Regions from separate parts of the Mus musculus genome. Here region 1 is linked to region 2. Evidence: chromatin contacts called from ENCODE Hi-C or POLR2A ChIA-PET data. All regions are on one chromosome and are shown on one strand. The core of a region is the stretch at or near the end of the contact, and the rest is flanking DNA. Distances in the headings are between cores, read along the strand shown. Region 1 holds the start of Sertad4 (SERTA domain containing 4). Region 2 has its middle 25 kb from the start of Gm31078.

Region 1 (4,125 bases), core at 983-3,482, 49 kb before region 2:
ATTTTAAGTTTTATACCCAAGCATTTTTTTCTTGCAAGTTCACACATATCCCAAAATGATGACATCATAGTACTCAGTTGGCTGTTGTTTGTAAATCGCATTCACTCATTCCAAACACTTCACTATTGATTTGTGGTTCTTATGTCATAGCCACAACTTACATTTTTAAATAATGTTTCGCTTTCCGTAGGCACGTGACTGCCTTTTGCGGTAGCATGCTTGTTCAGCTGTGAGCAGGTGGGCACTAAGGGACAGTAACCCTGGCATTAAAAGTGAGTCAGGAAAGCTGCCAGTGAAACAGGGTCAAGTTCATATGCATAGTTGCAAGGGTACAGGGTTTAAATGCAGAAATTTGGTTTGTAGGCACCCCAGGGTGCTATGGAGTTTCCCCAGAAGGCTGGGTTTTAGAGATAAAGCTCTAAAGAAGCAAAAGCAGCTTGTGCTGGATCTTAGTCTCATGTTATTTCTCAATTTTATGCTTAATTTGCTCCTTTTGGTTTTATGTATTTTGACACAGCTAAGTGTGTGTGTGGATTCCCCATAGCCCTTTAAATGCTATGAAACTTTAATATGGGGAGATAAAAACAATAATAAGCCATGCCTCCGAGCCCCACATTTAGTTCTTTATTTGAGCTACAGGATAAACAGTTTTAGGTTAGAATTTGGATTCCCCAAACTGCACTGCTTTAAAGCAGTTGTGCCTCCTCCCTCCAGTGAAGAGTAGACTCTACCCTCAACCTGGACGTGGGACTCTCATGGACTGAAGAAAAAAATTATCTCGAAAATTCCGAAATCATCATCTAATGCCCATCTTGGCATGAGTCAGGGCAATTTAACATGGTTTGGAATGAACCCAAGAAAGCCCAATCTCAGGCGTGCAACCCTGGACTGTCTTTTGGAAAAACTGAAATATGCTGGCCACGGCCTCCTGTTTTCAGCATTGTTCTCTTGGTGTCCTGATACCCTAAGAATTTTTGTGTCTTTGATGCACAGAGTTCAATAGAAACACTTTCTAAATAGATTAGTCCTGACGATGGTTAATATTTGCTACTTTATTGAATAAGGCACATTTACTTCATAAAATAAAAAAAAGGAAATTCACTTAGCTGCATGTCAGTCACCCAAATTTTGAGTGTACAAATGAAATGGAAAACATTTATTACACAAATTTAATTACAATTCTAGGAAATAAACATGCAAATCAGATGGAGCTCAATCTGCAGGCGCTGATCCTCTCCCCCTGGTTTGCAGTCTGTGCGCCTCCTGGATTCGCAGCGACCAGGCAGTCAGAGGCCTGGATCTTGCAGGCGGGAGGATCACTGCTATAAAGAACTGTGTCACATTCAGCGCATCTGGCATAGTAGCAGTTCTTAACACTTTGCACAGGTGCCTCCCTTCCCCCACCCGCGCTTTGTTACGGTCTACCTCTCTAAACCTCTTCCTTCTTTGCACCAGAAGTGACCTCTTCATGACAGAGGGACCCAGACAGCAGTTATGAATCAATGTGTTTGCGGTTTGTTTGTTTTGCTTTTAAAGAAAAACCCAGCCATGCTTGGTGGCACTTGGTAGACAGAGACATACGGATCTCTAAAAGTTCAAGTCCAGCCTGGTCTACACAGTGAGACCCAGTCTCAAAAACAAAACAATAAAAATCCACACAAAAACTAACTCCAATAGAATCCACTACAAGAAGAGGGGGGGGAAATCACTATTTATAAAATAAAATGACTTGAGCTCCTGTCACAGCCTTTCCACCAAGGGCAAGCTTCTTTATTAGTTTTTGTTTGTTTGTCTGTTTGTTTTTCTTGTAGGTTTCCCCCACGGGGATCCGCACCCAGTAGCTGCCAGTTCACGTGGCCGCAGGATGAGTGCTGCCTTGTTACACCCAGGCTGCTGGGGAAGGGATCGAGCGGGCGGGGGAGCGCAAAGGCTCAGTCCAGCTCTGACATCTGTTTCTCATCTCCGTGTGCTGTACAGAGGGGAAGAAAGTCTTTAGTAAGGGGTGGGAAAGGCACAGATTTTTTTTTTCAAATCACACGCACACACAATAAGAAAACTAAAGCAAAATCTAAAAAATAGACAAGACGTCTGGGCAGGTTGCGATGAACGCTTCGTGCGTTGCAGCCCCTGCCTCCCGCGGGCTGCGCGCGTGGGGTCCGGGCTGCGGGCGGGAGCGGCCCGCGCGGCCCCGAGGGCGGAGGCGGAGCGGGGGCGGAGGCAGGGCGGGCGGGGGCGCGGCGCCCCGCGATCTGGCAGAGCGGAGGGAGGCGGGGAGCGCGCTTGTCAGGTTCCCTCTCGCCCCGGGGGCATCCAGCAGAGCCAGGCTCGGAAATCCGCGGGGAAATGGCAAACAGGATTGACGGGTTTCTCGCGCTCCTCGCCAGACACATCGGCTCATTTCCATAACCGTCTGCGGCGGCGGCGGCGGGACCTGCGGGGACCTCGGCCGCCGCGTACCCGGCCACGCCGACTGGGCCCGGGAGGCGCGTGGGCAGCGGCGGCCGCGCGGAGGACGGCGGCGGCTGGAGCGCGGGGCGCGCGGTAAGAGCCGTGACCCCAGGGCGCGCGGGGGCGGGGAGGGTCGCGCGTGGGGCTAGGGCGCAGCTGGACACAGCGGGGCGCGGGGGCGGCGCGCGCTCTCCGGGGTCGCGCGCCCTTCCCGGGAGCTGCGGCGCGCACGAGGCGACCCGGGCGGTGGGCGAAGACCCCGTGGCGGCGAGTCGGGTTTCCCCGGGTAGCAGGAGGGTCGGCCTGGGGCCAAGAGGGTAGGGAGGAGGGCCTGCGGGGCGCAGGGATGCGCGTTCCGCGGAACAAGGCGCCGCTGCCGGAGCTGACACCTTGTGTCCCCCGCCACCTCCGCGCCCGCCCCTGCTCCTGGCTGCGGGCGGCGCTGTCCTCGGCTCACCTCCCCGCGGGCTGCCAGGCCCACGCCCCCGCCTCTAGCAGTCTCCTCGGCCCCGCAACTTTCCCGAGTGCCGGGCCGCAGGAGCGGGGCACCAAGGTCCACCCCTAGCTCCAGCGGCGCGTACCGCGCGGGCGGCAGCAGCTCGGCGAAGGACCAGGGCAGCTGCGGGCTGGAGTGTGGCCCCGCCAGCCGCTGTGAGTCATAGCCTTGGAATCCCACCTTGGCGTGTATTTCCCATAGAAGGAAACTTGGTTTTTAGAAAGAGCGAATAATGATAGCCCTTATTCTTCAGGAGAGGCACTGGGCTCCAGCACCTTGGAAGACAACTTGCCTTTGTTCCCAGACACTTGGGCTGTTTACTTTTCCCTGCGGCCAGCGGCTAGCCGGACGGTGCCCTCGGTCCAGAAAAGGGCTTAAGGGCAGTGATACCAGTCTCCAGGGTGCGTCTGTTTGAGACCCTGGATAAGGGACCCGTCACACCCCTGTACCCCTCCTAGGGCCTGGACTGAGAATGCTAACCCCAAAGCTCCCAGTGGGAAACCTCTGACCTCCTTAGTCGTGTCCGTCCCCCCCCCCACACACACACACCTGCATTCCCAACCCCCAACACCGACAGAGAACTCTTAGCCTCCTGGGACTGCAGCTGGCCATTGCACTTCCCGGGGCACCACAAGGACCTGAAAAAAAAACAAAACAAAAAAAAACCCGACACCTGTCAGGTTTGGAGCGTTGAAGGGTTTTGTTCTTCCCACCCAGCCCCTCCCTCCACCATTGGTTGAACCAGCCAAACTGTTGAGCTTCTGCCTGGGACCGCCTGGAGACCGTGGGTGGGGAAGTCATTTGGCTCTCCAGGACAGAACACTGCAGTTCTCTGGATTGCAGCGGTCACCCCATGCAGTCCAGGGTTGGACTCTGTCTTCCAGCAGCTTAGAGGCACCTTATATAAAATGCTCTGCAATTCCCAATGTCAGGAGGAAGAAGGATACTCCTTCTGTCGTGCTGCTTTATGTCCAGTAGCCCCTGTTAGATTCCCGGCACCCTGAGCCATAGCAGCCAGAATGGCTTCATTCAGGAAAACCAAATTGTATAGAAATGCACTCTGAAGAGCACTCAGTGAAAACTCTCACACTTAGCCTTGAGAGGGTGCTGGAGGGGCCATTCCACACTATCACCTCAGTGACCAAACAGTCTCACAGGAGCCTGAGGGCCACAAGCTTGGG
Region 2 (4,483 bases), core at 622-3,121:
TCATCCTCCTGCTCCCATCTCCCAAAGGCTGGAAATAATAGTCATGAGCCAGGGCTTAGTTTCTGTTTTAAGACAAGCTCTTCCTGTTTGTGCAGGCTAGGTTGAACTTTGATCTTTCTGTCCCAGCTTCTCAGTCACTGGGATTGCAGATGCCACCATGCCCTGCTGGAATGACACCTTTAGAGATGACAACACAGAGTCAATTTATATACAAATCCATTTCACAATATTGGCCAATTAAACACATGCTTTTCTTAGATGTTCAAAGAACTTCCATCTTTTCACTATTTGGTATCCAGGAGTCGGGGTCAGGACTCCTTTCTCCCATGTTTATTTGTGGAATAGTTGTGAAAACAGACCCTGGCATGAAGATAGTCTCAATACATTCTCTATATGTTGAATTCACTTTTTACGTGGTATTAAGAATCGAACTCAGGACTTCATACATCTGAGGAATGTGTTCTACCACTGAGCCATAACTCCAGCTCTCTTTTTACTCTTTATTTATTTTTCAATTTTACCACCTTTATTTCTTTGTGTGTATCTGTGTCTGTGGGCACATGCATGCCACTGCATGGTGTATATGTGTTTGTGGACACATGCATGTCACCTCATGTGTGTAGAAGTCAGAACACAGCTCATTAGGGTCAGTTCTCTCCTTCCACCACGTGAGGCCTGGGGATTGTGTTAGCATGATGGGGGGGGGGGGGGCTTACCAGCAAGCATGGATCTCTTGTGGTGGCTGAGATGGATGGGATGCAAACCTGCAGTTTCTAGGTCTGAGTCACGGCACTAATATTATGATTATAAAAAGATAAAGGGGGGAATATGTTCTATGGGGGTGTGGTGAGGTGTGGGGGACAGGGGTGCTTCAGCGGGCCCATGCCAAGGCATCCCCTCCCCTGAGGAACCAGCCACAGGATGGTATAGTGTAGAATAGAGTTTATTCAGGGCATGGGGTGGGGAGTTAAGAGGGTTGTAGAGGCAGAGAAAAGCAGAGAGAGAGAGAGAGAGAGAGAGAGAGAGAGAGAAGGGGAGGGGAGGAGAGGAGAGGAGAGGAGAAGAGCAGAGAGGAGGGGAGGGGAGGGGAGGGGAGGGGAGGAAGAGAAGAGAAGAGAAGAGAAGAGAAGAGAAGAGAAGAGAAGAGAAGAGAAGAGAAGAGAAGAGAAGAGAAGAGAAGAGAAGAGAAGAGAAGTAGAGGTTGGCCATGAGCCTGTGAAGAGAGGGGGATGGGAGGGGGAAGGGAAAAGCCCAAGAGGGCAAGAGAAAAGCAAGAGGGAAGCAAGAGTAAGAGAGAGAGGAGGGGGCAAGCAGCCTCTTTTATAGTGGGCCAGGCCTACCTGGCTGTTGCCAGGTAACTGTGGAATGAAGTTTAGACAGAATGCTAACAGATTGAACTCAAGGTGTCAGGCTTAGCTGCAATTACCTCTATCTGCTGGGCCATCTCGCCAGTCCTTTTTGTTTTGAGGCGGGGACTTATCACTAAGTTGTGCACATTGGCCTTGAATTTGCAGTGATCCTCTTGCCTCTGAACACTGGGACGAAAGGCATAAACCTCCACTCCCAGCCAGCATATGTTTTAAAAAGAAAGTTCTTCTGTGTCAGGGTGCAGGATGTCAGGCAGGGTGTGGACATCCAGACAAGGCACAGTGGTGGCCACAGAGAGTAGAGTTCCTGGCTCAGGAACTAACCTCCTTAACGGGGACACATGCTGAGACTTGCCAATGGATTAACTGTGGAATGTGAGGAAAAGAATCAGGAAGAATCATGGTCACTGTGGGAGCTGCAGGACTTGAGTCAGCCCAGGCAGCTGCTGCGTGGAAGGTGCGAGCTTAGCTTTGGCTTATGCAAGGATGAAGAAGGAGGCCAGAGGCAGGGGGTGGGGTAAGAGAGCTGGCTGGCCACTGACCACAGGACTGGCCAGGCAAGGTGAGGAACATGCAAGCTCTGGGGAGGCCTTTGTTCCAACACCATCTCCCTTGCCCTTGAAAAAGGATCACTGGGGCTGCCTGTGTGGAAAATCTACCACAGAAAGCAAGAGACAAACCTGGGGAGGGGCTGGGTCTGTAGGGCGAGGGAGCAGAGGCCTGAGGGGTCAGTGGTTTATGCCAGAGGGAGGGATGAGGCAGAGCAGCTGTCTCCCTCTCTGGCCTGCTATATCCGCATCCTTCTGAAGAGTATGAACTTTGCTTACTGTGCACTGCGTGTGCCTCCTTACAGCACCCCCACTCCCCACTTTGTTTATGGTACTGAGAGTCTCTCTCTTCCCCCCCCCCCCCGCATGACTGATCATTCTCATATTTTACTCATTATTTTGAAACCACTGTCACTAAAAGGGTAAGCCTTGTCAGGGCTCAGGTTTCTCTGAGCTTTGTCTGCCTCACAGACTCTAAGCCTAGCTGTACCCAGCTCTTCTGTCTGAGTACAATGGACACAAATAACATTGGGTAGGTGGGAGGGAGTTTTTGATATGAGAAAAAGCCGCAGATGCAATATGTAGCACAAACATGGGCAAAGGAGGGCACATAACTAAGATACCGTAGAACCTTCTACCTTGGAAATTGCCCTCGACTTGCCTGTCTGCTGGGGATGGGTGGCCCGTGGGATGACTCTATGAAAGAAATCACTTCCACCCAGACACGGGTCAGACTAAAGTCCAGGCTAAACTGGGACTCACTATGCAATCTGCTGCGTTCAGGACCCACTCAAAGCTATCCTCCTGTCTCAGCCTCTCACGTCTCCTGGGATGACAGGAATGAGCAGTCACATCTCACTTTAAATAACTAACAAACGATTCTTTGAATAAAAAAATAATAAAACCTGCTGAATTATTTAGTGTTCTTGTTGTTGCCATTAGATTCCCCAGCCAGAAGCAACTTGGGAGAGGGCGGCGGGTTTGTCCGGAAGCACAGTTTAAGAATATAGTCCTTTGTAGCAGGAAAGTCACGGTGAGGGAGTCGTTCACAGCGGTGGCAGCAGGAACACATGGCTGCTTGCTCACATCCTCATAGGCTGGGAGCACAAAGGGACAAATGCTACCACTCAGATTTGTTTACTTTTAGTCAGTATAGGACACCAGCTCAAGGGATATTGCTGCCATACAAGAAGGGTCTTCCCTACCCAATTAGCTCTATCTGAAAATGCTTTTCACAGACATATTCTGAGACATGACTCACTGGTAACCTAGATGTGTGTTAATTCAATACAGTTGTCAATAAAGACTCACGTGTTCACCTCTTGTCAGGTGACACCCAATCACATGACTCGAAATGAATTCAGTTCCCTGTAAGAGCACTTAATGTCTGTCTCATCAGGCCCAGCAGCAGTGGAAAGTCTTTCCCGTGATTAGGACAGTCTCTTTCTTGATGGAGAGGCCTTGTAAAGTAAACAGGTTATGAATGTCTGATGTCCAGTTCACAGGACACATTCCTGCATCGAGAGAGGGGAGAGAGTCACAGCAAGGACAAATCAAACTAAAGCAAGGCCAAAGGTCAACAGGGCAGACACCAGCCCAGCTGCTCCTTGTCTGGTACCTGGGGCTTGTCCTGGAACCATCTGGGTTCTAGTGGGCTTGGCAGCTCTGGGTTCTATAGCTTGCAGCACACAAGGCCTCTCTTGTGGGCCATGTACTCAGTGCCTACGGCTTTCCTCAGTGGATGCCCCAAGATTTGGCCTTTTCAGTATTCTGGGGTCTCCACTAGAACTTAGGCATCACCCATGCATCATTAGACAGCTCCATGCACAGCCGGGTGAGAGCTCCTGGCACATTACTCGTCCTCTGAGGCTCTCTGGGACCTTGATGCGAGCCTCCAGGACACCCTCACTCCTGCCATTGTGTGCCTTCAAAGCAAGCACTACGTGGATAATGCCAGGATCTGCTTGCCAGCTCAGAATGCAGCCTGGCCCTCTTGAACCACAGATGCAATGGGTTTCTGAGCTCCTGGCTGGCAGAACCTGGGAAACTATTCCCTTGGTGGCCCTGCTTAACAGAAATGCCCTGGAGCTCTCTCTGTTTAGCACTGGTTTTCCCCGTGAGAGCCTTTCAAGTCGTTCCACACTCCTACACAATAAGCTTTTAGTGGATGAAATTGGAATTTTTCCCATCAAGGTACCTTTCTGTTTATCCCAGTGCAAAGTGCGAGGCTTCTCCTTAATGGCTCCAATCTCTAACAATTACAGTCACTTTGTCTGAACCCATATTGTTCTCAGTCATGACCAATTCAAGCTCCTTTCCTGGCCAACCTGAACTTTTCTTTTCCTCAATTTTTTTCTGCTTTGCTTCCCAATCTTACACTGTAAATCTGGGTAAATTCAATGAGCAGTAACTATGCCACAGCCTAGTTGCCATACCTACTTGAAACTTCCTTCATTTAAGAACTTAGTCCACTACTTTTGAACTTGGTCTAATCCAGGTTTTCAGGAAAGGGACAAAACACAGCCTCTGCTGGCTAGTTTTATGTCAACTTGACACAATCCACAGTCA

What was found. Hi-C counts contacts between places; a loop is a spot of excess contacts on that map. ChIA-PET counts read pairs that join two places held with the same protein, here RNA polymerase II (POLR2A).
Region 1: a loop to region 2 is called in a map of left cerebral cortex, with 4 times the contacts of the local background. The contact joins the promoter of Sertad4 here to the enhancer-like site in region 2. A Hi-C loop is called at or near these places in 6 of 37 maps with a recorded cell type or tissue (Patski, gastrocnemius, left cerebral cortex and 1 more). POLR2A ChIA-PET finds 5 or more read pairs at or near these places in 1 of 5 experiments (Patski).

The regions. Positions count from the first base shown.
Region 1 is chr1:192,853,859-192,857,983 of GRCm38, reverse strand. It overlaps Sertad4 (SERTA domain containing 4), which reads left to right and starts at 2,232. Exons shown (of 4, transcript NM_198247.2): 1 at 2,232-2,541. It overlaps Gm15867 (predicted gene 15867), which reads right to left and starts at 3,056. Exons shown (of 2, transcript NR_131748.1): 1 at 2,906-3,056; 2 at 1,128-1,969.
Region 2 is chr1:192,804,264-192,808,746 of GRCm38, reverse strand. No RefSeq gene overlaps it. Among named protein-coding and RNA genes, the nearest start is that of Gm31078, 25 kb to the right of the region's middle. Within about 2 kb of position 1,871, at least 1 of the 3 ENCODE cell types and tissues checked has a DNase peak (open chromatin) inside an H3K27ac peak, as active enhancers do.